Linked DNA regions of Homo sapiens: region 2 is linked to region 1. A link is an interaction called in ENCODE POLR2A ChIA-PET data of the cell type or tissue named here. Cell type or tissue: PC-9. All regions are shown on one strand. Links, peaks and the distances in the headings refer to the core of each region. The heading gives the core; the rest is flanking DNA.

What was found. Peaks named below come from ENCODE experiments on the same cell type or tissue, not always from the same donor. Only the 100,000 strongest peaks of a DNase experiment are listed, where the experiment ranks them.
Region 2: POLR2A ChIA-PET joins it to region 1 with 38 read pairs; 2 of 35 experiments call an interaction of 5 or more read pairs at or near these places.

What each region holds. Positions count from the first base shown.
Region 1 is chr9:109,189,204-109,204,440 of GRCh38, reverse strand. It overlaps EPB41L4B (erythrocyte membrane protein band 4.1 like 4B), which reads left to right. Exons shown (of 26, transcript NM_019114.5): 19 at 711-778; 20 at 4,107-4,205; 21 at 10,044-10,221; 22 at 12,086-12,163. It also overlaps the pseudogene RNU6-984P. Among named protein-coding and RNA genes, the nearest start is that of FRRS1L, 30 kb to the right of the region's middle. In PC-9, for the core only: a CTCF peak has its summit at 5,269; no DNase peak of the experiment used is centred there.
Region 2 is chr9:109,283,266-109,298,502 of GRCh38, reverse strand. The region is part of intron 1 of EPB41L4B (erythrocyte membrane protein band 4.1 like 4B); the gene reads left to right. Among named protein-coding and RNA genes, the nearest start is that of EPB41L4B, 30 kb to the left of the region's middle. In PC-9, for the core only: no CTCF peak of the experiment used is centred there; a DNase peak (open chromatin) is centred at 8,312; H3K27ac peaks cover 1,204 bases.

The sequences.
Region 1 (15,237 bases), core at 3,108-11,107:
GGCAATCTTGACAGGCTAATAATGCCATGTCCTCCAAGCCAGCAGGCTTGAAATCTTTGCTCAATATGTATTTAGAACAGAGGCCAAGCTCTGTATGTTGTGATGGTCGTGAGGGCTGCAGGCCTCTGCATGTTCTATTGACCACTAGTGTGTGGTCAGCTGGCCTGGCTGGCTGAGTGGGTGTCTCTTCTTCCCCCACTATTCTTTGTGGGACTCATCAGAGGGAGGAGGACAAGGTTTCTCTCAAAATCATATGACGTGATTCCTGCCAGGCTGTTATGGTTGTTATGCTGATGTGAAAGGACAGATTCCAAATTCCTTTGTAAACTGTAAGTGCTATGTGAACATAGAGCTGATTATTATTCCTGACCCAAACTGTGAGGTGAAGGATTAAACTGCGGGTTTGGCTTTTCCCACACTATCCCTTTCTAATTCAAGCATGAGCTGGCACGTAGCAGGTGTTCAATAAAAGCATGAATGCAAGAATTGATTGCATCTGAATGATTGTCTTAATCCTATTACTCAAGAAAACATTTTTTGTTAACATATATAAACACCAGTGCAAGATTCTCTATTGATTGAGTACTTGGTGAACTACCTCTTTGGTCCACTTGCCAATTTCTATAATCTTTTGAATGTAAGAGACTTGAAAACATTTTTTGCATGCCAACATATTCAGTTTTGACTAACCTGAATGCTTTCTTTAACAGGGTGGAAAGGAGGAATCACCGTTTGTAAATATCAATAAGAAATCCAGTCTTCAGGACGCTAGTGTAAGGTCTGTTGCTCCTTGTCTGAATGGGGAAATGATATTCTCTGTATCATCAACATTATCCTTGAAACATTGCTCACGAGGGCATTAGCTGATAAAATCAGAGGACAAATAAAACAGAGAATAGGAGCCCAAAGAGATGGAAAAAGACTGGCTTAACTAACTTTCCGCAAGCCTCAAAAATGTTGCTTATTCTCAGTTTTAATATCTCTGCCTGCTGCATTAACAAAGAAATCAATCACTTGGGGTTGTCACTCAAGCAAGTGGGCTTCACATTGCCATCCCCCTGCTTAAAGCCCTTTAAAGGCTCTGTTTACACTCAGAATGGAATCCCAACTCCTTAACAGAGTGCAGGAGGCCAGGCCCTTCAAGACCTGGCCTCTGCTCACAACTCCAGCTTGGACTTGGGCCAGCTTCCCTTGGCCCATTGATGTGCCCTGCCTGCTGAGCTTCTTGTTAGTGCTGGAGCCACATATGTTCCTTTTAAAAATGTATTTATTTAATTATTATTTTTTAAGACAGAGTCTTCCTCTGTTGCCCAGGCTGGAGTGCAGTGGTGCGATCTCGGCTCACTGCAACATCTGCCTCCCAGATTCAAGCAATTCTTGTGCCTCAGCCTCCTGAGTAACTGGGATTACAGGTGCACGCCACTGTGCCAGCTAATTTTTGTAATTGTAGTAGAGACAGGGCTTCACTATGTTGGCCAGGCTGGTCTTGAACTCCTGACTTAAGTGATCCACCCACCCCGGCCTCCCAAAGTGCTGAGATTACAGGTGTGAGCCACCACACCTAGCCTACTTTTTCTTTGTATAAATTTATGGGGTACAAGTGTAACTTGGATCTGTGCATAGATTGCACGGTAGTGAAGTCAGGGCTTTTAGAATATCCATCACTCAAATAATGTACATTGTGCCCATTAAGTAATTTCTCATCATCCACTCTCCTCCCATCCCCTACACATGTTCTTTAAAGCTTCCAGGCCACCACCACCCCAAACCCAGAGGAAGTCCTTCCTCCCCTGATCTCACAGAGAACAGGAACTCTTTCCTTCTTGGCATGGTGGTGGTGGCCTCATTGCCACCTGGTGGTTTACTAACACCAGCAGGGTCTCCTTAGGGTAGTTTCCCAAAATGGGTCCAAGGACCACTGCATCAGAGTCTCTTCTTAAAAACACAAACTCCTGGGTCCTACTCCAGACCTTTTGGATCCTTTGTGTGAATGTGTGTGGTGGGTGTTTGGTGGGTGCCAGTAGAGACAAGAATCATCATGTTAGCGGGCACCTAGGTGATCTAGAACCACTGCTCTGGGGAACTATTATACTCGATGCCAAAAATCAAAGCTAACATTTCTCTGTATCACCTTATGATTCCCAATCTGTGTGCTTGGTATAAATTTGTCTTACTCCTGAGATACATACCCAGCTGCCTCCAGGGCTTTTCAAAAACTTAATTCATCTCTTCCCACTCCACCCCACTAACCTTCACCTGGATTCCATTCTTAGTCAATGGTATTATTACCTACCCCTCACCCAGGCCTGAAACCTGGGAGTCCTTGCTTTTCTCCTACCTTATTCCCTCATCTAATTGGTCACCAAGTCCTGGCAATTTGACTTTCATTTTACCTTCCACATCCATCCTCTTTTCCTCTTGTCTATACCTTGAGCCCTCATTGTCTTCCGGGCCTACTGCTGCCCACAGTCCTCTAAGATGCTTCTGTCCTCCCTTTCACCTGGTCCTCTTCATTGTTCTAAGGACCTTTCTGTAATGTAAATCTGACTATGCCACTCCTTTGCCTAAAACCTTTAGAGAGTTGAGGTCCATTGCCTTCAGTGTAGACTCCTCAGCCTGAGGCCCCATATGACCCGGCCTCGACTTTCCCTCCAGTTAAAACCCTCTGCTCTTCCACTGAGACCTCACCGGATGGTAGTTCTAGTGCCCTGCGTTCAGCCAGGTCTCCACTCTGCCTCTCATCTTTGTGGTCTTCGCTCCATCTGGAAAGAGGAAACTCCTCCACGTAGCTTTCCCCGATGCTGACCGTTCCACCCAAGCAAATTCATGTGCTCCCTCAATAGACTATACGTTCTTCAGGGACCATGTTCCCTTTACTGTGGAGTCGCAGCTTGAGGAAACCATGAGTATAGAATGCATTGACTCAAATCCTCTATTTTCTCATTCATGTGTTTATTCAACATACTTTTTTTTTCTTTTTTTTTTTTTTTTGAGACAGGGTCTCACTCCAGCACCCAGGCTGCAGTGGAGTAGCATAATCATTGCTCATTGCAGCCTCGACCTCCTGGGCTCAGGTGATCCTCCCACCTCAGCCTCTTGAGTAGCTGGGACTACAAACATGCGCCACCATACCTGGCTAATTTTGTATTTTTTTGTAGAAACGGGTATTATCATGTTGCCCAGGCTGGTCTCAAACTCCTGACCTCAAGTCATCTGCCCACCTCAGCCTCCTAAAGTGCTGGGATTACAGGCGTGAGCCACTGCACCCGGCCTCAACATGCATTTGTTAGGCCCCGGCCACATACTTATCACCATATTGAGCACTGACCCAAAAGTGTCAGTTGACTTGCCAGGTGTCCCTTTCAAGGACCTCAACTTGTTTTGATGCCTTGTTGGTCCTAGGAGGTAATGAACTGATTTTTTAAAAATGAAATTAGTCATGACCACTACAAAAATGCATTAAAAATTTTCCTTAAAATTACTATTTTGAGTAGGGTCCATTGGTTACCTGAAATAAATTCTTGAGTAAAGATAAAAGTGACGCTTAATTTTTAGCATTTTCACACATACATGGAATTAAAATGTGTTACAGCAAGTCCTAAAGGTCTTCTGATTATGCATTTTTCACACAAAGTATAGTATGGTTCTTATCTTTTTTTAAAAAAAAAATATAGTCTGTGCTATGTTTAAAATAGAATAGCTACCAGATTACTTGGAATTAAAAACAGGTTATCCATAGGTTTCTCTTCATTTTACTGGCAAAACCTGGTTATGAGCCAAACCCTCATTCTGGTTCACCCCTCATATTGGGGGGCAGGGGTGGCTGTTACGGAGCAGAGAAATTTTATTTTGTACCTCAATTATGTTTAGTTGCCCCATTTGCTATATTTTCTTCCCTATGATTTTTTTCTTACTGTTTGGATTTTCTATGGTTTTAAAATATAATTATAATTATGAACTAAGTACGGTAGAAAGGCAAAAAAAATGGATTTCTTGACTATCAATGTTATTAAGGTGTACATTAACTGAGAAAGCAGTCCCTATGGCTAAAACGAGACCATAAACCTTTTTTGATGGTATTGTTCTGTTTTTCGGTGTGTCTCTAGAAGTCCTATTCCTATTCGTGTGGAAACTGCCCAGCCAGCTGTGGAAAAGCCGGAAATCAAGCCTCCCCGAGTGAGGAAGTTAACAAGACAGTATAGTTTGTGAGTTCTGTACTGCAACTTTTTCAATTAAAACAACTATGATGACTAATTGTTTAGATACAAATGCTTCTTAGCCCTTCTGACTAGTCCCAGGGAGCAGCCCCCAAATTCCATTTATTTCCAATTTAGGTAATAATGAGACTAGCCCTTTCTCCCTGAAAACCTTACATAGTTAGCATAAGGATTCATTATTGACTACTGTGTAATAAATTACTCCCAAACTTAGTGTCTTAGAACAATCCACCTTTATCACCTCACAGTTCCTGTGGAGTGGGGGTCGGGGCATGGCTTAGCTGGGTCTTCTGTATCCGGGGCTCTTACAAGGCTGCATTCAAGGTGTCAGGGCTGCGGTCTCATCTGCAGGCTTGTTTTTACGGTTGCTGACAGGGATCAGGTCCTCAAGGACTCTTGGACAGAGGATGCCCTCAGCCTGTAGTCACATAGGTCTCTCCAGCCTTCTCCATCAGAGAAAGCACATAAGAAGAGCCAGAGAGAGTGACAGCAAGGCAAAGGCACAGTCTTTTGTAACCTACGCACAGAACTGACATCCCATCACTTTTTTTCTTTTTGAGACAAAGTCTTGCTCTGTCGCTCAGGCTGGAGTGCAGTGGTGTGATCTTGGCTCACTGCAATCCGCCTCCCAGGTTCAAGCAATTCCCCTGCCTCAGCCTCCCAAGTAGTTGGGATTACAGGTATAAGCCAATAAGCCTGGCTGATTTTTGTATTTTTGGTAGAGACGGGGTTTCACCATGTTGGCCAGGCTGGTCTAGAACTCCTGACCTCAAGTAATCTGCCTGCCTCGACCTCCCAAAGTGCTGGGACTGCAGGTGTGAGCCACCGCACCTGGCCCCCATCACTTTTGCCATATTCTGTTCATGAGAAGCAAATCCCTATGTCCAGCCCACACTCAAGGGGAGAGATTACACAGGGGCATGAATACTAGGACGGGGATCATTGCAACCCACATCAGAAGCTGCTTTCCACGGCATATCCATGAAAAGGCAGCCCCGTCTGTCAACAGAACCAAAGCTAATCACTGAGCTTTGACACCTGTAGGAGGAGCCATTTCCCAAAATGTCCCAGAATCACCAGGGCACATGTGCACCTGACTGTTCTAGGCATCGTTAGGGAATAGTAAAGTGACTTTGACAATTCCCATCCAAAGACTCACACTTTACTGGAGGGAAAGACAAGAGTCACAAATAATTATAATCCAAAGCAGAAAGATAATTGCTGTAATCAGGGTGGTGAGTACTAGTAATAGTTGTAGTACTGATCACAATGGTATTTCCCTTTTTTTTTTTTTTTTTGAGACAGAGCCTTGCTCTGTCACTCTGTCACTCTGTCACCCAGGCTGGAGTGCAGTGGCACAATCTTAGCTCACTGCAATCTCCACCTCCCGGATTCAAGCAATTCTCCTGTCTCAGCCTCCCAAGTAGTTGGGATTACAGGTGCCCGCCACCACACCCAGCTAATTTTTTTGTATTTTTAGTAGAGACAGGGTTTCACCATGTTGGCCAGGCTGGTTTCGAACTCCTGACCTCAAGTGATCCACCCCACCTTGGCCTCCCAAAGTGCTAGGATTACAGGCATGAGCCACCGTGCCCGGCTTGTAGTTCCCATTTCTTGACCTTAGCTATGGCATGGGTACTGTGCCCAGATGTGTCATTGGTCAGAGAGTAACTGCAGGGGGATCTCTGGACGAATGAAAAGGATGGGGGCTTTGGAGTTGGAAAGGCTTCTGTCAGGCCCCTGGCTAGTTTACAGCTGTAAGCTCTTGGAAAAGTGACTGTTTGATCCTCTCTTCCTTCCTCTGTAAAATGGATGAGATAATACCTGCCTCTGAGGAGTTTTGTGGGGCTTAACATGAGAGAATGTGGGTAAAGCCCCAATACCCTGGCCATAGGATGAGGTCCCCTTTCTTTCTTCTCTAGGACCTGGAAGCTTCTGAGGAAAGATGGAGTTTAGGGGGTACCCAGAGTGCAAAATGTAGGACAGGACACGGGATTCTGGATGCAATTCTCTAACAGCCATCTCAGGTCTGCCATTTGTACCTGTGAAAAGGAAAAGAGGCATGTATGGGGGATATTAAGGGAGATATATCCCACCTCATATCCTTCATAGAAACTTCTGGTCAGCTGCATTTCCTAGGAAAGCCAAAACGAGTAAAGTTCAAATAATTAACAGTCCTAATGATCTCTGGGGGACAATTAAGCCATGACAGTTTGCTTCCCTCGAGGATAAGACTGGCAGAACTTGCCATTCCTTTTACATTTTGAAACTCAAAATGTTACTATCACTCATTTGAGAGATGTAATCATGTTTGAAACAATGACTGGCTGATATATAACCTGGAAGGAAAGGAAATTTCACTAACTCACCAAACTCACTCTTTTTTTTGTTTTTTTTTTTTTTTGATACAGAGTCTCACTCTGTCGCCCAGGCTGGAGTGCAGTGGCACAATCTCGGCTCACTGCAACCTTCGCCTCCTGGGTTCAAGCGATTCTCCGGCCTCAGCCTCCCAAGTAGCTGGGACTACAGGCACATGACACCATGCCCGGCTAATCAAACTGGCTCTTTTAAGGACACTCTTTTTCAAACCTTGAACTTTACATGTGTATTTCTTAAGCTGCCCCAAAGTATTCTGCTTTGAAAATCAAACAATAGCAGCATTTTCCCCATTAGTAGAAAATAGCAACATCCATGGATGAGATTTTCCCAGTGTTATTGTCCCATAAAGAGTTCTCGAATCCTTGACGCTGGCTACCGCTCATTTGCCCATCTTTTTATTATTATTATTATTTTATTTTTTTGAGGTGGAGTCTCACTCTGTCACCCAGGCTGGAGTGCAATGGCTCAGTCTTAGCTCACTGCAGCCTCCGCCCCCTAGGTTCAAGTGATTCTCCTGCCTCAGCCTGCCGAGTAGCTGGGATTACAGGCGTGTGCCACCACGCCCAGCTAATTTTTGTGTTTTTAGTAGAGACAGGGTTTCCCCATGTTGGCCAGGTTGGTCTCGAACTCCTGACCTCAGGTGATCCGCCCGCTTCAGCCTCCCAAAGTGCTGGGATTACAGGCATGAGCCACCACACCTGGCCTTTGCCCATCTCTTTAACTCTTTGATATTGATAAAGTTGGCACGTGATCAAGGAATATAAATGGGAAAACTCAGATCTCTGATTTTCTGGAAAATATTTTTTACATCATCATTTTTGAGATACAGATTTGTGTGCACACATCGCCCTTTTGGCTGTTGTAATATTTCTAGTTCCTAGGCTGGAATAAGGTGTAGTCAGATTTTAGGTTGCTCCACCAAAAGCATTGTAACATTCAGGTGCTGTGAACAAGTCTTCAAACCACTGCTTTTAAAGATACAGACAAAAATCTCAGCCACATTATTTCCTGGAAATATGACAAGGAGGGAAAATGTGGCTGCTACATGCAGTGAGAATGGAGAAGTAGAGGGTCTCTACAGAGAGTTTAAGGCAGGCGAAAAGGTCTTTTTTTTTTTTTTTTTTTTCGGAGACAAGGCCTCACTCTGTTGCCCAAGCTGGAGTGCAGTGGTCGATCACAGCCCACTGCAGCCTCAGGTGATTCAGCTCAGGTGATCCTCCCACCTCAGCCTTCTGAGAAGCTGAGACTACAGGTGTGTGCCACCACATCTGGCTAATTTTTGTATTTTTTGTAGAGACAAGACCAGACCATGTTGCCCAGGCTGGTCTCGGACTCCTGTGCTCAAGCAATCGCCTGCCTTGGCCCCCCAGAGTGCCGGGATTACAGGCATTAGCCTCTGTGCCCAGCCAAAAGTGTCATTTTTTATTGATACCAGCTAGTATGTTTAGAAAATCATGAGCTATTTTATTTTTTTCCAGAAATATAACTTCACTGTTTATTTAAACATAGTGTAAAAGTCTAAAAAAAATTCAATAGTGCTCACTTTGGCATCACATATACTAAAATTGGACTCATACAGAGAAGATTAGCATGGTCCCCCTGCGCAAGGTGGACATGCAAATTTGTGAAGCGTTTCATATTTTAAATTTTTAATTAAATAATAAAATATTTATAAGTTAATTAAAATATTTAAAGAAAAGAAAAAAAAGTAAATAGGCAAGACAGAAGAGAAAAGTAGCCAATTTCCCAGAATCAAAAATAACCAGGGTTCATAGTTGACGACTGTTACATTAGACAAGTTTCTATGCTTATATATTGTTAAAATAGAAACAACTTCAAAGCAAAAAATCATTCTGTATGTAAAATTTTACTTATGAAACTGTTGTTTTATGACTTTATCATGAATTTACCTTAGAAACAGGTAAAATTGGAAGACTTGCTGAATTTTAGATATGCTTCTTGGCCATAAGATCTAAACTAAGACAAAAGATAAAAACCATGATGAATTTGGAGTCTTTTTCAATTTTAGGCAGTGTCAGTTGACTCCCTTCTGTGAAAAATGAGCTATGGTTTTTAAATGGCCTTTTATATAAAACTAAATAATAATAACTATGCTATTGAGGTGATAATTTTTTAAATGAGGTAAAAAGAAATTTTAACCCCGCTCCTCCACTTAACTAGCTTTGCGAACTTGAACAAATAATTTCACAATCAGCTGCTAAATATCATCTGATTCTCTGAAAAATGGAGATGGTAATAGGGTCGGTGTGAAAATTAAGTGGGTGAATGAACGTGTAACCCATCTGACCTATGTCATCTATGTGGATCCAAATACTTGGTGTATTATTAATTTTTCCATGTACTTATTCAATTCTCACCTTTCCCCCTTTTTAGTAATGAGCCCTAAGTCCTTCCCTTGAGGCTTCTCCATACACAGAATAATCTAAAACCTCTCAGGGACCCCTCAGTCAATCCCATCCGCACTGCAGCTTTGTCTCACGGCCTCATGTTCCCACGTGGCCCCGTGCTGGGCTGAGGCCTTACCAGTGATCTGCACAGGCTGCACTGGTGCCTACCTGTCATGGGTCTTGTATCTACACTCTTGAGCTCAGCCATCATTCTAAATCACAACCCCTATGCAAGGGTGGCTCCAGAAGCTCTACATGGCAGATCCTTAGGGACAATGTGCCTGGAGTCCCCAGCACCACCCTTAAAGCAGAGAGTCAGACAGATGTTTGTACACCCATGTTCATGGCAGCATGATTTATAATAGCCAAAAGAGTGGGAACAAGCCAAGTGTCCATCAACAGATGAATGGATAAACAGAATGTGGTATATCCATATAATGGAATTTTTATATTATAAAAATAAATGAAATTTTGATGTATGCTACAATGTGGATGGACCTTAAAAATATTATGGTGACTAAAATAAGCCAGACACAGAGGAACATAGAGTGTGTGATTCCACTTATGTGACGTTCCTAGAATAGGCAAATTCATTGGGACAGAAAGTGGAATTGATGTTACCAGAGGCTGCAGGGAGGGGCTTGGGGAGTTATCGTTCAATATCAATACAGAGTTTCTGTTGTCACTGATGAAAAAGTTTTGGGGACAGATAGTGGCAATGGTTGCACAATATTGTGAATGCATTTAATGCCACTGAATTGTATATTTATAAGCAGTTAAAATGATAAATATTATATTGTATATATTTTACCAACAAAACAAAACAACACCCTGGCAAATGACAGAAAATTCACCCCAATTTGTTTTGGCAAAAAAGTCAGAGTATTGGATCCTGCAAGCTGGACATCTGGTGGACATCTGTTTGGGAACCCCCAATCCCCATCCCTGGTCTTCCCACCCCTGCCCATCCTCCGTCCACTCCTCACAGCCTGTTTATTATTGTAATGAGCAGAGCTTCATGTGCTTTTAGTAACCGCAGTGATGAAGACGACCTCCCTCCAGACCTGGCCGAGGCAGTGGGAGTGACCACATCTACAACCACAAACACCACAACGGCCGCCACACAAGTCTCCGTGCCGCTGCCGTCCCCCAAGGTCCAGAATGTCAGCTCGCCTCACAAGTCAGAAGGCAAAGGCCTGCTGTCCCCTGGGGCCAAGGTATTGGGGGGTGGAAAGCCCTGGCGAGCAGCCACACTTGCTGGGAATTCAGTATCAATTTACTGAGTAGCATCTGGTGCATGTATTTAAATTTTGCATAATCAATTGTGTATACTCATAAAACAACAGCAACAACCAGAACATGTTTTTATATAACTTGACCCCAAAATACAAGCCAACCATTTGTGAGACAATGAGTGAAATATAAAATCAGGTTCATTGTACTTTAATTGCAATGTAAGAGATTTTTGAGGGCAGTTTTCATTTAGAATCTCATCTCTATAATAAGCTATTAGTCCACTGTAAAGATAGAAAGAGAGAAATGATTCCCCCCCAACCATAGTGAACAGTTTGGAGGAGCAAAAACATAGAAGTGTCCCCATCCCTTCCCTTATGTCATATAGCCGGTGTTAGTAGTTTGAAAATAGGAAATATTATTCCATTTGCTGGTTTGAAATTTCAGGAAATTGCCTGAGATGTGAATGGGCTATGACAAAGGCTTTACACAAGATGTTTCTCTTGGTTTTCTTTGAGAGACCTCTAGCTACGATTACTCTTTGGCAATTGGTCCAAATACAATTGAACCTATTGCTGTCCAAGTGGATTCAAGTCAGAGGTTGCAGTGGTTCATGTGACTACACAGAGAAAAGGTGCGTGCAGGAGGCAGGTGCCCTGAAGGCAAGACCGGAGCTTCAGAGGCTGTTCCCAGCTCTTCCATTCATAAGCCACAGCACTCACTTCCAAAACCTTTATTTCTTCGAGCCTCAATTTCTTCCTCTTAAAAATGGGAATAAGATCTGCTATCTTGCCCTGGCTGGCGTCAGGTTCAGTGGAGGTTAAAGTGCTCATGCAAACTGGATGCCTGAGGCTTTTGCAGCTTCAGGGATCACAATTCCTGGTGACAGCTGAAGAATAATGGTCCAGGGCCACCTCCTGCATTACCAAGGCCAGTCTTTCACCTGGTGCCTTCCCTGGGTGTCTCTGGAAATATCTCTGCTTAGTGTTCTGCACAGAAACCTGCCTGGAGTGCTCAGCCAGCGACTGGCCAAGATCGAGGTTCTCTGCTTCTCTATAGATCACCTCCACCTATTGGCATCTCAGCCTGGATTATCCTCCACTGTGTGGAGCCCCCTGTACAACTTTGTCTCAGGTGTGGACCCAGGCTCCTATCACATATCCCACACTGTGGTTAAAACCAGGCTGAACGAAACATTTACGAAACAGAAGGGGGTTGGGGTGGCGTGGAGGGGATGCAAGTGGCATCCCACCAAAGGCCACAGGGCTCCCTCTCCTGGCCATCTCTCTCCTTGGGGCCTTGCTTGAACCACGTTGATGGGACTTCTTTTTTCTCCCTTAAAAGACCTCGAGGCCATCCATGCAGCTAAGACCCCAGAGCAGGAGGGCAAAACATTTTCCAAAAGCAAGCAACATAATCCACATGCCATCACCTGCCATGAAGATCATTGCTCTTAGTGTGCAGATCAGTTTAGCTCCTGGAGGACCCTGGATTTGATCCTCTTAATCTAGGACAAGGTCTTTGCTCTCTCTTTATACATTCAGAGGACTCTTTCAAGTGTTTTTTCCCCAAAAGACCAGTAGAAAAGCACTAAGAGCACTTAAGAAAAGCGGCCCGCAGCTCTGAAAGGGACAGCTCTCTGCACCATGCCTACTTCTACCTATGAAAAAATTGGGGTTCAAGTCTCAACATTTTGTACACTACTTGGTGAGGGAAATACAAGGGGATTGTCATTGCTAATGAGATCAGTGTAGAGGAGAGGCTGGGAACCTCTGCCTGTCTTTTCTGGTGAACTTTATCATCAATGCAGTGCCGTCTCTAACCAGGGGTGTTTGTCTGTCTCCCTAGAGCCCCTCTGACCGAGGAGGTGCCTTTACCCTGGAGCCGGGTGATCTTCTGATGGATTTCACAGAAGCCACTCCTCTGGTAAACTTCCTATTTTGCTAAAACCAGAAAAGTCACAGACCATAGAAACATCTTGGCAGTGGGACGGATGGACAGAGGTGGGCATTGCTGTTGAGGAGCCTCTTCCTCTTGTCCTGGAGGCTCAGGGATCAGCTTTCATCCAGGGGTCAGGCACTGTGGGTCCCTCCACCTCTAGAGCCCTTGAGGGAGGAAGGGGTGCTCCTTTGCTCCGAGGGTAGTTGTGGGGGTCCTGCCCATGCCTGTCTACTGCACTTCGAGTGTTATAGGGCTCCTCGGTGTTTTGTTCTCGGCTTCTTGGCTTCCTGGACTGCGCCCTGCATGCCCACCCGTGGGGAATCTCTTGCTGTTGCTTCCGACGATCCATCTGGTCTGAAGCACTGGCTCAAGGCCACACCCCAGCTTTCCAGGCCCCTCGCACCTCCTGCCATCTTCCATCCTCTGCATACAGGTCTCCCCTTAGGGATGGCAGCCCTTGTGGGACTCCTGCAGGTGAGAAACCCTTTTCAGGGAACAAGTAAAGGGCCTGGTGGGTCTGAGAATTAGGGTCAATTTCCAAAAAAAAAACATGGTGGCTTTGACAAGAGTGATGAGATTCCCTTAGAGATCATTGTGTTGCAGGTCCAGCTTGTAGATTTAATTACTTATAGATTTAAATGGTCTTTTCTTTGTTTGAACTGAACAGGCTGAGATGAGAAAGGAAGCAGCATCTGGTAGGGAATTGGAGATGCCGTGATCTGAGGGGCAATGCCTGCCAAATGACTGTCCAGCCTCTGCTTGCACCCCTTCAGTAATAGGAAGCTCATTCTCTCTCCCCAAGACACGCTGCTCACATCTCAGGGTATCTCCAACTAAGCTATGAAATGGGTATGGGCCTGTTTCACTGCTCAGGCATGGGACAACTGAGGTCCTTGCACTGCACTGAGACACAGCCACCACTTCACAGCTGAAGTTTGCAGTGAATGTGTGTCCTCAGGATAAAGCATCCTTTGAGGCATGAGTGCATGTATGCAGGCCTCAGGGAGAAGGTATCCTGGGCATCTAGCTTTTTGGCAAGAGCTTCCTCCATTTTGGGCTTTCCTTGGTACCATGGGCCTTGACCTCACTTTGTTCCAGAATCCTATTTCCATGAGCGCCAAAGGGTCCTAGAAGGGAAGAGGGGACTCCAGCCATCTGCTTCTCCCTTTGGTCCTCCTCCCTCCATCTGCTTCCCCCAGCATCAGAAATGCAAGCAGCAGCCCTCCTACCTGTTGGTAGGGTGATGGACAGGTCTCTATCTCAGGGGACCAGGCCTGCCTCCGCAAGTCAGTGTCCTGGATGCTGCTGATGAGGGCTGCAGAGGGGCTTCCTTATCCATGGGAGGAAGGAGCCAGAAGTAGAGGGAGGCAAGGGTGACCCCCGTGCCTGACTTGTGACCAGGGCTTCCTCAACTAACTGGCCCCAGCCTATCAGGTGGAACAATGCCTTGGGACCATCTCATCCAGTCCTTCACATATAGATGGGAAAACCAAGGCCCAGACAGGGGCAGACACTTGTCCCAAGTCACATAGCAAGTGTGTATCAAAGCCAGTTCTAGAACCTAGACTCTGGGCTGCCATTCCAGTGGCAGATGGCCCAATCCAGGATGTGTCTGTGTCTTTCCCTGTTAGCCAGTACCCTCCCTCAAAGCGGGTCAGATGCCCTGGTCTCAGTCTGGGCTGTGGGACAGCCCTGGGACCATCTCCAAGCTGTCAGCCCAGGTTTGGTCCTCAGAGTTGCTGAGTGGAGCATGAGGAAGGGAAGTGCTCAGGTACCTTGGTCTAGGAGACTCAGCCTGGATGAGCTATGGTTATTTTGCCACCAGCCCTGTGCCCTTTGCCTGTGGCTGCTCTCTCTGGGCCTTCCCATCAGCATTTCCTGCTGAAGAGGAAGCAGCCCTTTACGGGCATGAATGTCAGAACTTCCCATGTGCTACTCATCACACAGGCAGTGAATTACCCCTCCTTGGTGAATACTTTTTCCATGTAGTCATTTCCCAAGCTTACAGCCTATCTCTAGCCCCCTGCCTCCTACTGGATGAGACTCCTGAGGCCCCACCACTATCCTGGTCCCTAGGCCCAGTGCTGGACCAACAGGGAACTGGAGATCTTGCCTTCATTCAGCAACGTTCCACCAAGACACTATCAGAACCAGCGTAACCTAGCCGAGCGTGGTAGTATGTGCCTGTAATCCCAGCTACACAGAAGGCTAAGGCAAGAGAATCATTTGAACCCAGGAGGCGGAGGTTGCAGTGAGCCAGGGTCACGCCACTGCATTCCAGCCTGGGCAACAAAGCGAGAGTCCATCTCAAAAGAAAAGAAAAGAAAAGAAAAAGCTGGGCATGGTGGTATTATTCCTGTAATCCCAGCACTCTGGAAGGCCAAGGCGGGTGGATCACCTGAGGTCAGGAGTTCAAGACCAGCCTGGCCAACATGGTGAAACCCCATCTCTGCTAATAATACAAAAATTAGCTGGGCATGGTGGCACACATCTGTAGTCCCAGCTACTTGGGAGGCTGAGGCAGGAGAATCGCTTGACCCCCAGAGGCAGAGGTTGCAGTGAGCCGAGATCGCGCCATTGCATTCCAGCCTGGGCAACAAGAGTGAAACTCCGTCTCCAAAAAAAATAAATAAATAAAAAGAAAAAGAACTAGCATAAGCCTTTCACTTTTATCACTCTTGATACTTGTGGCCGGTCTCTGTGTAGAGTGGTTTTCAAAGAAGCACAGTCCAAAGAGCCCAGATTAATAAAAAGTTTCAATCTGGAACAGGCATCTCTCAAAAAATCATTAAAGAATATTACATTAACACCTCCTGTAACACATCTTGATCTCTTTTTGCCTTTTCTTTTATTCTCTTACATTCCTGCTTGACTCCAGGGACTTTCATTCCCAAACTCTCCACAAAGAAACACTCTTTCCAACTTCGCTTTTGTAGGTTTCTTCCCCCTCCTTTTCCCAAACCTTTTCCTCTCTAATCCCCAACTCTTTTATTAGGTAGCTCAATTTAGCAATCTTAAGCTTTAGAACTTTTGCAGCTTCACGTCTTTCCATTTCCGAT
Region 2 (15,237 bases), core at 3,764-11,763, 93 kb before region 1:
GTCTCTACTAAAAATACAAAAATTAGCTGGGTGTGGTGGCAGGCGCCTGTAATCCCAGCTACTCAGGAGGCTGAGGCAGGAGAATTGCTTGAACCCAGGAGGCAGAGGTTGCAGTGAGCCGAGATTGCGCCACTGCACTCCAGCCTGGGTGACAGAGCAAGACCTTGTCTTGGGGAAAAAAAAAAAAAAGCATATATGATTGGGAAATTTTCTTCTTAGTGAATGGGTAAGGAAAGGCTAACTTTTTGTGTGGTGAACTTATAGTCAAGATTCTATTCACAGTAGCTCACCCTAACCACAAACCACAGACCTCAGGGAAATAATCTTGATAATCTGTATAAATCCAAGCCTAAGGAGAGGCTGTCAGCATCACACCTTTCTTTTCTCCAGCTGAACGTGTCATTCTCTGCCTTCTTCCTGCAAGAGGCAGTGACTTTTTTTTTTCTTAAGACTACTGACTCACCCAGAAGAAAAAAGGCTATCTATAAAAAGACAACTTTATTTGTATACTCCTCCATCAGATGAATGGATAGTGATGCCTTAGTTATAGTTTTATGACCCTAACAGCCAAGCTCACCATAGACAGGGTTAAAGGAAAAAAGTTCATGTGCTTTTCCACTCATTGACCTTTTTGAAAATCTTACACGCAGAGCCAAGTACATAGCTCTAAAGTTCTGCTTCTTATGTACAGAATACCAGGCATGAGTGGGACCCAAGGAGCTTGGGGTTCAAGACTGTGCCTTGGCCCAAGAAGCATCCAGGCTATTAGGGACAGCTCTCACCATCAGTTTCAGTCCAGGGGAGTACCGTGCAAAGCATCCAGGGGCTGCCACGCAGCGAGGCCTCTGATTGCCGCAGGGATGCTGTGGGAGGTCCTGGGGCTTAGAGTCAGAGGTCCTGGGCAGAGGCCCTGGCTTTGCCGGTGGACAGCCGTGACTGTGCCACATGACGCATCTGCACTGGTTCTCATTTCATCCTCAAATCACTCGGTGGGAAATGCGTGCTATCACCTCCGTTCACAGACAGAAAACAAGCTCAGAAAGGTGAAGGGGCTTTGTTGGGGTCATGCTGGTTGTAAGTAGTGGAGCCCAGCTTCAAACCTGCCCTCTAACTTGAAGCCTGTGTTCTTGTCTCTTGTTAGTTTGCTAGGACTGCTGTAACAAAGTACCCCAGACTGGGTGCCTTAAACAACAGCAAGCAATTTATTTTCTCACCATTCTGGAGGCTGGAATCCAAGATCGTGGTACGGCAGGGTTGGTTTCCTCTGAAGCCTCTCTCCTTGGCTGGCAGATCCCCCCCCACCCCCCCAGCTGCCTCTTCTCCCTCTGCCTTCATGTGGTCTTTCCCCTGCGTATGTGTCCCTGGTGTCTGTGTGTCCCGATCTCTTCTTTTTATAATGACACCAATTGTCATCCAATCAGATTGGATTAGGGTCATTCTAACAACTTCACTTCAGCTTAGTTACCTCTTTAAAAGCCCTGTCTCCAAACACAATCACATTCCAAGGTACCGGGGTTAGGACTTTAACATATTAATTTGGGGTGGGGGGTGTGATACAGTTCAGCCCATAACACTACCCTGTCTCTTAGCCATCATGAGCTCACCTCCCTCATTTTTTTTTTTTTTTTTTTGAGACATGGCCTCGTTCTGCAGTGGTGTGATCATAGCTTACTGCAGCCTCAAACTCCTGGGCTCAAACTCAGTCTTCCCACTTCATACTCCCCAGTGACTGGGGCTACAGATATGTGCCACCATGCCAGATAATTTTTAAAATTTTGTGTAGAGATGGAGGTCTGGCTGTGTTGCCCATGCCAATCTTGAATTCCTGGCCTCAAGTGATCCTCCTGCCTCTGCCTCCCAAAGTGCTGGGATTACAGATGTGAGCCACTGCACCTGGCCTCACCTCCCTCTTCTGTAAATAGGCATGCCACCTAAAATGAGGCTACCTTCATCCCCAGGCCCGTCCCATAGGTGAACCCAGGCCAAACCCTGTTAAATTCATCATCATTTCATATAATCCTTTTAACATCCTTGCTAGGTAAGAAATTTACTGGACATCAAACTTAGCCTGAGCTGAGTAATAGAGTTAGGATTCAAACTCTCACCTGCTGACTCCCGAGTCCATGTCTTCAGTGCACTGCATCATAAGGTGTATTATGAGATTCCAAAACTATGATTTCAGGGCTATGGAAGCTTCATGGCTTATGGGGGAACAGTCACTACAGGACTTGGAAGTTTCAGGAAGCGTCATGTGCGAGATAGCATTGACATGCCTTACTTTTCAAATGTTCTCACATTCCTAAGTTGCAAGGATGGGTAGGGGCAGTCATCCACCCAAAGTTAGTCCTTTCTGTTCACGTTTCTTGGCTAGATTTCCTGGGAATTTGTTGCATATTTATTTATGTGGAGTTATTTGCTTTCAGAATTGCATGGAGGGGGAATCTGCAATCTGGCTGCAAAAAGTAATTTGGCAATTTATTTTCAGGGCTGCCCTTCTTCCAGCAGCTTGTTTCAAATTCAACCTCTGGCACAGAGACATCCATCATTTTAATTGCATGTTACTGTTTAGTGAGGCACAAATTTGTTTCATTTTCTTTTTCTTTCTCCTGTAGTAGTAGGTGGTTGTGGGTTTTTTTCCTGATTTGCCACAAAAAAGAAAAAAAAACAGAAAAAAAGAATTACCTAAACCACTTTTTTATGGCCAAGGAGTTTATAACACTGAGCTGTCTGGGGGTTTTTTTTGGTGTTGCATATTTGGTTCTTAACCTTTCAGTAGCAGAAATGCGAGCCTTGCCTTTTCTTTTCCTGTTCAGATAATGTCCATAATACAGTCGCCTGAACATAGTCCCAAGAAGGAAAATTGTATTGGTCTCAGGGTCAGAAGGTTTGCTTTTCATTCTGGTTTTGCAGTGACTGCCTGGCTGTGTGACCTGCCTCTTGCCTCACTTTTTCCATCCATAAAATGAAGGACTTGAATGTGCAGATTTCTAGAACATTCCTATGTTCTTGTGCCTGTAATACTGAGTCCTGGGCAGGGTGGCCATCCAAGTATGTCCACTGAGGAGCTTGTCTTGTTCCATATCGTGATGTTCTTATTCTGCTGGGTTGTGGATTATGGTGCTTTAGTTCAAAGTCAAAAATCAATCCTGTATCCCTCAGCAATCTTCTAAGGGATAAAAATATTGTTTACATAAAATTAGCTTGGGTAGAAAGTTAGCTTTGATGTTCAAAGCTAAGAACTTAGCTTTCATTGCTGCATATACTTCGTTTCTTGCTGTAAAAGGACGTGGTGTCTGTGAAGTTAGGCACAAAGTCCAGGAGTGCATCCCCTTTATAAGGTGCACCAAGCACTGGGGCATGGGGACAAAATGTGACTCAACGTCCATAGGTGGGTGCTGAGTTGGGTGCCAGGACTCTTGTGTATTGTGTTTTGTTTTCACAGTGTGGAAGAGATTAATTGTTAATGGTTTGGAGTAATTTTTTCTGTCTGCATCTCGCAACACTTTCCTCGTCACCGTGGATGTCAGACTCTTCACCCAGTGACCTGGAGTCTCCAAGTCAGGGCTCAGCCCACACTGTGCTGACACCCTCCAATCCCCAACTCCTTTGCACGTTACAAGATTTTGTTTTAAGTGTTTATTATGGAGATTTAAAAATATACAAAATATCGAGAAAGTGTGGTGAAACTCTCATGTACACAACACCCACTTATGATTCTGAAATATTTTAAAGCAAGTCCCAGGCAACTTATTGTTTAACCTGTTAATACTTAAATATTCACTAATAAATACTTATACACACACACACACACACACACACACACACACACAGCCACAATATCATTATACTCCACAAAACGAACAATTATTATTTTTTTTGAGGGGGTACGGGGTCTCTGTTGCCCAGGCTGGAATGCAGTGATGTGATCATGGCTCACTGCAACTTCAACCTCCTGGTCTCAAGCAATCCTCAATCTTCCTCCTACCTCAGCCTCCTGAGTAGCTGAGACTACCGGCATGTGGAACTGCTCTTGGCTAAATTCTTATTTTTAGTAGAGATCAGGTCTCACTGTTTCCCAGGCTGGTCTCAAACTCCTGGGCTCAAGCATTCCACCTACCTCGGCCTCCCAAAGTGCTGGGATTATAGGCATGAGCCATCATATCTGGCCTAACAATGATTTTTTTTTTTTTTTTTTTGAGACGGAGTCTCACTCTCTCTCGCCCAGGCTGGAGTGCAGTGGCGTGATCTCGGCTCACTGCAAGCTTCACCTCCTGAGTTCACGCCATTCTCCTGCCTCAGCCTCCCGAGTAGCTGGGACTACAGGTGCCCACCACCACGCCTGCTAATTTTTTTGTATTTTCGTAGAAATGGGGTTTCACTGTGTTAGCCAGGATGGTCTCGATCTCCTGACCTCGTGATCTGCCTGACTCAGCCTCCCAAAGTGCTGGGATTACAGGCGTGAGCCACCACACCCGGCCAACAATGATTTCTTAATGTCACCTGATACAAAGTCCTTGATGGGTTTAGTGCAATTATCTTAAAAACCTTTTATAGTTGGTTTGTTTAACCAGAAGCTACTACAGACCACACATTGCATCTAGTAGATATGTCTCTTAAGTTCTTTTTATCTGTACATCCCCTTCTCCTCTTTTCAATGTGGTTTATTGAGTTCTAATATGGAGTTGGTGATGTAGCGTAAGGCAGCCTCAGAGAGTCCAATATCGTTAACATCTTTCTCCTAAACAGAGTTAGTGCCCTTCAAAAAACAGTTTTTAGTTTATGTTTTTTTTTTTTTTTTTTTTTTAAGAATGTGTATGTTGTCCAGGCATGGTGGCTCACCCCTGTAATCTCAGCACTTTAGGAGGCCAAGACAGGTAGATCACCTGAGGTCAGGAGTTGGAGACCAGCCTGGCTGACATGAAGAAACCCCATCTCTACTAAAAATACAAAAAATTAGCCGAGCGTGGTGGCGGGTGCCTGTAATACCAGCTACTCAGGAGGCTGAGGCAGGGGAATCACTTGAACCCAGAAGGCAGAGGTTGCAGTGACCTGAGATCATGCCATTGCACTCCAGCCCTGGCAACAAGAGTGAAACTCCGTCTCAAGGAAAAAAAAAAAAAAAAGAATGCATATGTTTATTCTGCTTCCTTGTCTTCAAGCAAATGAAACCTAAGTTAACGTCATGCTGTGGGGATGTCCTAAGAAGAAACATTTTTTAAATTATGAAAAACATCATAAATACAAAATCTTTTATGTACGCATACAATACCATGCATACACACTGTATCTGTGTATATATATGGTTTTCATTCTGGTAATCTTTTGTTGCATAACACACTCCCCCAGTGCTTAGTGCTGTAAAACAACCACATTTGTCATGATGGGTTCTGTTGGTCAAGAATTTGAGCAGGGCTCACAGCTGGGAGATGCTTCTGCTCCTCATGGCATTGACCAAGGGGTCAGTTGGAAGGTGGGCTCGTGTGGAGTGTCCAAAATGGCTGCACTCACATATCTGGTACCTTGGAAGGGATTGCTGGAAGGCTGAGCTCACCTGGGATGGTTGACTGGCACACGTGCTTGTGGCCTCTTAAACGTGGCAGTCTCAGGGTAGTTAGACGTTTCACATGGTAGCTGGCTCTTCTAGAGCAAGCTTCCTAGGAGAACTGTCACCTAGCCTTGGAAATCGCAGAACATCATTAACACCATATTTGATTGGGTTGATGCACTGACAGGCTCTTCCAGATTCAAGGGAAAAGGACAGAGACCCCCTCTCTTGATAAGAGTATCAGAGAATTGCAGCCATGTTTGTAAGCTCCACAGTTTAAAAGAATAATACTGAAACTGACACCTTAGGTATTTGGCTACCTGGTACTTTTTAAGTCCCCATGTACTTGCTTGTCTTTTGGTGTAAGATGGAAGCCACTGGGATGGGAGGCACCTGCCTTAGAGGTCATTCAGGGTATCTCCTGCCTCCCATTCCCATTCATGAGGGATTTGAATGGACTCAATTGGGCAAGTGCACTGTGACAGTTTACATGACTTGCCTTGCCTGATGATAATGGCAACAGTGGGAGGCTCCCAATACAAACTTTAAAAGAAGTTTGTCCAGTGGACCTTTGTGTTAGGGAGGCTGCCTGATATTTTGTTAATGTCCCTGTCAGTAGGGATAGTATATTAGCCAGTGTGTCTGCTAGTATTGTGACCAGAAAAAGTGATGGGTGAAACCAAGTCTCAGGGCAGCCAGAATCAAGTAGCTTCAGGTATCCTTGGCTTTAGTGAGCATCTTGAGGAATAAATGGGAAACCCATTCGTACACTATTGAATCACTGGTGTTAGACATGTTTGGACAGACCTATAGGTAGACAGGAATTGAGGTCCCTAGCAGATGTTAGGCGTTCTGTGTTGATTGAAAGAGGGTTCATAGGAATGTGACCAGTGGGGTCACACAGTCCTCATAGCAGCCCTGTGAAGGAGATGCTGTTAAAGGAAGAAATGAGCGCTTTGAATCTCTGCAGAGATCTAAATACAGCATGGCCTAAGGACAGTTTATTGGCCTGGAACAGAGGCTGATCAATAGCTGATCAGTAATGCAACACAAAGTCTCAGTGTTTTAAATTGATCCCTCCGTGAGTCGAAGCCAGTGCGACTATGGTTCTGTGGTGGAACAGTTGAGCCTAGAATCTGCCTGTCTGGGCCATCTACAGCACATTGGAAGCCCCTTGCCCATGGAGTGAGGAGGGCCCTGGTCATCCGTGGAACTGATCATCAATGCCTCCTTCCACGGACTCGCACACCAAGATGACAGGCAGTCACTTTCTTCTAAGATTGTTCTTACTTCCTTGTTGATCAAAATTAAGGACAGTTGTTTTGTTGCTTCCTCTGATTTCTAAGAGATTGTTAGCCTGGCAAGTCAGGAAATCAATAACATGTGCTCTGTTTTACCAGAATTGAATTTCCAGGAGCCGCCTAGACTGTTGACGTCCCTTCTCACTACAGCGTCTTGGCCTCTGTGTTAGTTTGTGAGCAAATAATCTGCTTTCCCTGTGCTACAGCTTTCCTGCCCTTCAGACTAAGTGGGAATTGGGAATTGCCTCCCCACCGTGAGATCTGTTTGTTGGACTGTGTGTGGCCTTGTATCCCAACCCTAGCCAAGACCATGCGTGGAGTAGGCTTTCAGTATTTATGTGTTAAATTGGGCTTAAGAAATATTTCTTGTTTGCAAGGCATATTGTATGTGCTTGGAGCTAAAAAGGTGAATGAGATGGCTAGAGAGGTAGTGGGATGAGATAGAAAGAACTCTGTCCTAAAAATCAGGAAGGCTGGGCCCCTATTATAGTTCTGCTACTTATAAGCGGTATGAACTGATGATGTAATTTCCCTGAGGCTCAGTCTCATCTGCGAAATGGGGTCATAGAACCTTTGTGACATTGAGGCACCCTTCAACTGGGAGGTGAAATTTATAAGCTGGACAGCCTGGCCATAAGTCCAGTAGACCATGGACACTTCTGCATGGTCTTTGCATCATCGTGTTCTAGTTTTGAGTCACCAAATCTTGCTGATGGCTGAGATGGTATTTCTTACTCATGATGAAATGTTAAGGTAACTTATTTGGTAATTTCAGATATTCGTATTTATGATGTCCAAGAGTAAACAGTTTATATTTGTTTGTGACGGCTTAGCAGTGTTGGCAATGGGAATTCCTGGGCCACTTGGTGGGGGGTGTGTGTGTGTGTGTGTGTGTGTGTGAGGTATATATATGTATGTGTGTGTGTGTATATATATATATATATATGGCTAGTTTCCTGCCAAGGCTCATAGAAAGTGGCAAGTTATTGAGGGGAGAGCAGAGCTGGTAACTAATCATGAAATCAGCACTTCCTAGAAATAGCTGAAACAGGCCTTGAGGTTGGTGCCTTCTGGGAACTGCTGGCTGGGAAGCCAACTGCTGATCCCAGGTGGAGCTCTGGGATAGCAATTTAAACTAGGGGTGTTTAAGGACTGGGAAAAGAAGGAATTGATCTCTAGGGATGAACATGGGTTTACAAAAGTCCCCAAACCAGACTAACCTCAATTTTTCTTTCAGTGAAATTACTAAACTTCACATACCTCTATTTTTATTAAGCATCTGACAAAGAGCACACCATGTTATTCCTGTGGACAAGTGGGAGAAATAGGTTTCGATGAAAGTCACAATAATTCCTTTGTGTAGAACACCACAGGGCGCAGTGTATGCTCATTTGCTATCTTGCTTTTTCATTATTAGCATGATTTAGCAAGGGTGACAGGGCAGATGAGAGTACTCCAAAACTTGGAGGTGCCTAAGGCCATGGTCATATTGCTAGAGAAGTGGTAGAACTAGTTTCCAACCCACCATTTCTGCCTCACAGAGTCCCAGGGCACAGCCCCATGTGGTACAACTGTGTGCAGTCATGCCTGGGTTTGAAGTTACCATCGGACAGGTGCCGTTAGGTACTGTCGAAGAACAGAAAGATACCCCAGCACCACCACTCCCCACGTCAGACCTGCTTAGCAGATTTCCCACGTGCCGTAAAACAGGTATCAATCACTGATAAGTGGAATAACAAACTGAGACTTGTAATGTTCTTAATAGGATAGATCATAGGCCAATTTAAATAGGATGCAATTTAGTTGGAACAAATGCAAAGCCTGCACTTGGGGTTAGAAACCATCACTACAACTATTTTGGTTGTTTTCTAACCTAGGACTTGTTAGCATTTTGTATATAAAAGGCATAGCATTTTGTTAGCCACAAGGATAGGCCATAGTGGGATATGGCTTCCAAAACGTCAATGTCCTAGTGTGCGTTAGGACAGACGAGGGGTCTGGAAGGGATGACAGGAGTAACAGGGTTCTGCATCCAGGTCCTGGCCAGCTACAGAGAATTCCAGTGGATTTGGACCAGGCAGATCAGGCTTCTGAAAAGTGAGTTGTTTGAAGACTGTTGTAGGAACTGAGGATTCTCCTTAATCCACATTAGTGTTTATGTTTATTGAGCCTCAGAATGTCAGCTGGCAGAGAAGCAAATATGAATAGGGCAGGGTGCTGCCAACAAGGAAGCTGAATAATGAAGAGTGTTACTTGAAATTGGCCCTGGAAACTGGCTTGCTGCAGGTGGAGAAAGGAATGGGGGTGCGGGAGAAGGGCATCCTAGGCAAAGGAAGGACACGAGCCAAGCCTGAGAGGCGGGGCCTGCTGTGTATGGTGGGGTGGGCCTTGTATTTGGAGAACAACACGCTTTGTAGTTTGACCGGAGCCTAGGGTACATGTAGGGTCCTGGGAGGGATAAAACTTGAATTAGGTTAGGCAGGGTTGATGGGTGCAGAGTCCCTGACACCAGGCTGAGGAACCTGCACTTTATTCTCTGGTGGATGTTTTTTGAGCAGAGAAGTGACTAAGACAAGGGCTGTGTTTACGGAAAGACCATTCTGGCAAACACAGGAAAGGTGGGTGTCAGGAGGGACCCACTAGGGGGTGGGTGTCTTAGTCCTTCTGGGCTACCGTGACTAAATACCTTAGATTGGGTAAATTATAAACAACAGAAACTTTCTTTCCTTTCTTTTTCCTTCCTTTCCTTTCCTTTTTTTTGACAAGGTCTTGCTGTGTTATCCAGGCTAGAGTGCAGTGGCATGAACAGCTGACTGCAGCCTCAACCTCCTGGGCTCAAGTGATCCTCCCACCTCAGCCTCTTGAGTAGTTGGGACTACAGGCATATACCACCACACCCAGCTTTTTTTTTTTTTTTTTTTTTTTTTTTTTTTTGAGACGGAGTCTCGCTCTGTCACCAAGGCTGGAGTGCAGTGGCACGATCTCGGCTCACTGCAAGCTCCGCCTTTTGGGTTCACTCCATTCTCCTGCCTCAGCCTCCCGAGTAGCTGGGACTACAGGTGCCCGCCACAACGCCCAGCTAATTTTTTGTATTTTGTTTAGTAGAAACAGGGTTTCACCGTGTTAGCCAGGATGGTCTTGATCTCCTGACCTTGTGATCCGCCCGCCTCGGCCTCCCAAAGTGCTGGGATTACAGACGTGAGCCACTGTGCCTAGCCCTAGTTTTTTTTATTGTCTGTATAGATGGGGTTTCCCTGTCTTGCCCAGGTTGGTCTGGAACTCCTGGACTCAAGCGAACCTCCTGCCTTGGCCTCCCAAACTATTGGGATTATAGACGTGAGCCATCATGCCTGGCCCAGAAACTTTTTCTTACGGTTCTGGGGCCTGGATATCCAAGATCACAGAGCCAGTAGATTCAGTGACTGGTGAGGTACTTGTGGATGGCACCCTGTTGCTGCATCCTCTCGCAGCAGCAGAGGCAAGGCTGCTGGCTTCAATGTCTTTCATAAAGGCACTAGTCCCATTCCTGAGGGCAGAGCCCTAGTGACGGGGCCTGAAGGCCCCACTTCTTAGTACCATCACACTGGATATTAGTTTTCAATGTATGAATTTGGAGGGACGCCGTTATTCAAACTGTAGCATGGGACCACTTAGGGGCCTGTTGCTGTAGTCCAGGTACAAAGTGACATGACTTGAGCTGTAATGGAGATGGAAGGGAAGAGGCCTTCCCGAAGCTGGCCACAGAAAGACTTGCCAGCCAGGATTGGTGGCTCACACCTGTAATCCCAGCACTTTGGGAGGCTGAGGTAGAAGGATCACTTAAGCCCAGGAGTTTAAGATCAGCCTAGGCAACATAGTGGGACCCCATAGTGGAGTACACCTGTGGTCTCAGCTACTCGGGAGGCTGAGGTGGGAGGATCGCTTGAGCCCAGGAGATCAAGGCTGGTGTTAGCCATGATGACACCACTGTAATCCACCCGGGGTAACAGTAAAGACCCTGTCTCAAAAAAGAAAGACACATCATCTGATGGATGTGGGGCAGGTAGATAAAGGGGAGCCACGTTTACCCTCAAGGAGATGGTTCCTGAGATCACTTTGACTGCATAGGCACCGTGCTTTTGCAATTCACTTCACAAGTAGGATGTATACATCTGACTGGCACGCTCACATACAGCTTATTTCCTCCTTTCAAACCTGCCTGGGATGGCTGGCATCTTATGCTATTGAGACTAATGAGATTTGATGGGTTGGTTTCTATCTTCTTTGTTCTTCCGGGACCAGATCTGACCTGTTAATGTTGCACTTGGGTCAGGTTGCAGTCAGACATTGTCAGCAGCATCTTACCTAAGAAGGTCAGGATAGTTCATTTATTTTGGGGGGCAGTTAAGACATCAGCTGTCCAGCAGTCTCCCTTATCAGGAGCACAGCTAGGAACCAGTGAATAAGCAAAATGAGAATCTCAGGCTGGCCAGCAAAGATATCCCAATGTCCATCCCTTGTCCTGCTGGCTGCCTGCCTGCCCCAGTCTTTCACTGGCAACTATGTACTCTTATTTTACACATGATTTTAATGAGCTGGGTTATTTTTAGCTCATGTCATCAGAAGGAGCTGCTACAGAGACATAGACTGACTCAAAAACACCAGTTGTTGGTCTTTGGGAAAAGTTAATGTGTTGGCAGAAAAACTAGAAAACATTGATGCAAGAACTCAAAGGTAGGAGCTCTCTGGAGTCTACTGTGTTTGGGAACAGCTCACCATACAAGTCTGGAAGGAGATGGAGCATTATTGCATTTCAGAACGGGGATCCCAACTTAGCTGTCACATTCAGTACATTCTGCTTAAGAAGGCAGGGAGGGAAATGGTGTTGCAACCTCTGGGTTTGCGTTTCAACCCTGTTTTGGATGACTTGGCCCCTCAAGAAGTACTTGTTCAGTGAGAACTTCCTTTAGTTCCTATAGGGCTTCCCATAGTGAGGGAGTAACGTGAGTTGTGTCTGCAACACCCAGAGTGGTGGTTGGGACTTGATGAGCAATTGGCAAATATTTGTTAAATGAGTGGATGAATTCGTCACAGAGAGGGAGACCTGGGTAACGATAAGGCAACAAGAAATGGCTTTCCAGGCTCGTCACAGTAACTCGTCTTCTGTTATAACCACTAGACAACGCGTCGCATAATGGCAACAAAATTATGCTTAGGTAAACAGCTTTGGCAGTGCACACAGTTCCCTAGGTGCTTGTTCATGGAATACTGAATTTGAAAAGATTTTAATGAGTGTATCCTCTTTTTTAGGCCTTCTGCTGGTAGAGCACCACCAGTCTGTTGTCAGTGTTGTAGCATGGCTCATCCAGAACATCTCTTTCTTGGCCCCAGATCTTACCCACCTCCTGCTGCTATCTATCCTTCCATTCACATCCATCCATCTACCCATCCATCCACCCATCCATCCATCCATCCATCCATCCACCCATCCATCCATCCATCCATCCATCCACCCACCCACCCACCCACCTACCCTCCCCTGCATATAATAGTCATTTATGGAGCGCCTGCTGTGTGCCAGCCAGGCACTGTGCTTTGGGGATGGAGGGACAGAGATGTGGGTACTCAGATGAACACAGCTGGTCCCTGTCCTCAGGGAGGGAGTGCTCTCAGTCAGAAGTAGGATTCTGACACAGGAGCACAGGCAGCTGCAGTACAGTGTGATGAGTATGTATATACTTAAGGCACACACCTGCTTACGGGAATGCTGAGGAGGGAGCACTTACTTCTCCGGGGGCAGGAGTAGAGTTGGGGAGGCTCCTGAAAGACGGAATGTTTGGGCTAAGCCTGAAATGACAGTTTGTGTCATCTCAGATTTGTAGGGGTTGCCCCGGGTGGGGTGTCCAGGCTGGCGGTGCAGGCAAAGTAAGTTACCTGGAGCTTTCTTAGTTTTGAGAGGGGACACTGCAGGCTGGGAAGAGTGAGAGATGGTGGTTTCAAGGGCAGTGACCTTGATCACCTTGTCTTCATTCTACCTGGTAACCCACTGGGGACCCCTGTTTGGAGGATCCCTCCATTCCAGCCCTCATAATTTAACCAGATTATTCTTGAAGCTGGAAAGGGCTGTTGGGAATTCTCTCTTCCAGCAGAAGGTAGCAAACAAAGAACATACTTGGGGGACATATGGGAGGGGCAGTTACAGATATATTTAAAAAAGCATCAGAGTTGAGTAAAGATGATACCTATCCCCCAGCCCCTGCTGTCTTCCACCTCCGAGCCAGCTCAGTGAGCATCTAGCATGGCAGGAGGGACCTGCCATCCCTTGAAAGATCCCTTTCCCAACCTCCACCTCGAGCCCCTTCTACACTAAGAGCCATTTTAGAAACATCAGAAAAGTGAGATTTGGAATGACCTAGACAGAAACTTAGGCTAACCCTCTTCATTTTACGTAAGTAGAGCTGTGATGGTTCAGTTAATACTCTGTGTGATGGGATGGTCAGCCCAGAACCAAAACAGACCCAGGTGGGGAATGGGTTGGATTTGGGGCCATTTGAGTTTTGGTGGCCCTGTGTATTCAGGGCACCATGGCAGATTTGCTGCTGCAGGATAAGTCTGGGTTGGCGATATGGATTTGGGGAAATTGTGAATTGCTTAAGGTCGCAGTTGGTGGTGCATCTGGGACTAGAGCACAGGTTTCTTGCTTCCTCCTGGCCCAATTTTTCTGCCACATCCTGCTGCTAAAAGTGTTACTTAACTAGTTCTGTCCCACTAGCAGATTCTCTAATGAAACACTTGAGCCATGATAATAGGTATTGTGTAGAGCCAGTGGCAATGGATAGTAATAGGGAAAAAAATATCCAAAGGGTGGGTTGTTAAGGTCAAGAAGGAAAAGTACCAGAATGGTGATTTTTAAGAAATTGTATTTGGTCTCTGACAACTGCCAGAAGATCACTGTTAAAACTTGGGGAGAAGCCAGGCGTGGGGGCTCACGCCTCCGATCTCAGTGCTTTGGGAAGCTGAGGTGGATCACTTGAGCCCAGAGTTTAAGACCACCATGGGCAACATAGCAAGACCCCGCCTCTACAAAATATTTTAAAATTAGCCCAGTGTGGTGGGGTGTGCCCGTAATCCTAGCTACTGGGGAGGCTGAGGCAGGGGGATCCTTTGAGCCCAGGAGTTCAAGGCTACAGTGAACTATGATGCTGCCACTGCACTCCAGCCTGGGCGACAGAGCAAGACCCTGTCTAAAACAAACAAAAAACTTGGGAACAAAGCCATCCGCGGTTTCTCTATGCTTCATCCTAATATAGATGGTTTCCAATTTACAGTGGTTTGACTAAGGATTCTGTGGCTTTATGATGGTGTGAAAGTAATAATGCATTCAGTGAAAACCGTACTTTGGGTACCCATGCAAGCATTCTGTTGTTCACTTTCAGTACATTATTCAATAAATTACCTGAGATATTCAATACTTTATCATACAATAGGCTTTGCGTTCAATGATTTTTGCTGAGCACGTTTAAGGTAGGCTAGGTTAAGCTGTGATGTTCAGTAGGTTAGGTGTATTAAGTGCGTTTTTTCTTTTCTTTTTTTTTAAGTCAAGGTGTCACTCTGTCACCCAGGCTAGAGGTACAATGCAGCTTATTGCAACCTTGAACTTCAAGTGATCCTTCTGCCTCAGCCTCCTGAGTAGCTAGGACTACAGATGCATGCCACCATGCCCAACTAATTTTTTTTTTTTTTTTTACTTTTTTGTAGAGATGGGGTCTTGCTATGTTGCCCAGGCTGATCTCGAACTCCTGGCCTCAAGCAATCCTCCAGCCTAAGCCTCCCAAAGTACTGGAATTAGAGGCATGAGCCACCATGCCTGGCCTTAAGTGCATTTACAACTTATAATAGGTTTATTGAGATGTAATCCCGTCATAAGGAGCATCTGTACAACTATTTTCATTTTAGCAAATTTCCTGTTTTTATCAAGCAGTCTATGTACATAACACATATGTATTTTTATTTAGTTGCAATCACAGCTTGCTTATTCCTTTAAAGTCTGTTTACCTAACATTGTCATTAAAATTTTCCTTGTTTTTTATCTCATCTTCGTAATTATCTTGTATAATGGCTGAACAGTATTCTGGAGTGTTGATGTATCGTGGTTCTGCGTCCCTGTGGTGGAGAGATGAGGCCGTCTCATCCCTCCAGCCTCCTTTCTCCAGTTGCATATCCTGCCTTCTGCTTCTGTTGACCTGTTGCCTTCAGAGGAGTATGTCGAGGAAGGAAAGAGCCTGAAGGCTGTAATCCCATGATGCAGTTTTCATTCTTTGTTTTTACTTTGTGTTACTGCTGCTATGTGTGTCACACAAATACAGCTGCACAAAGAAAACAAAGGTACCCAGTTTACTGGGTTACAAGAAG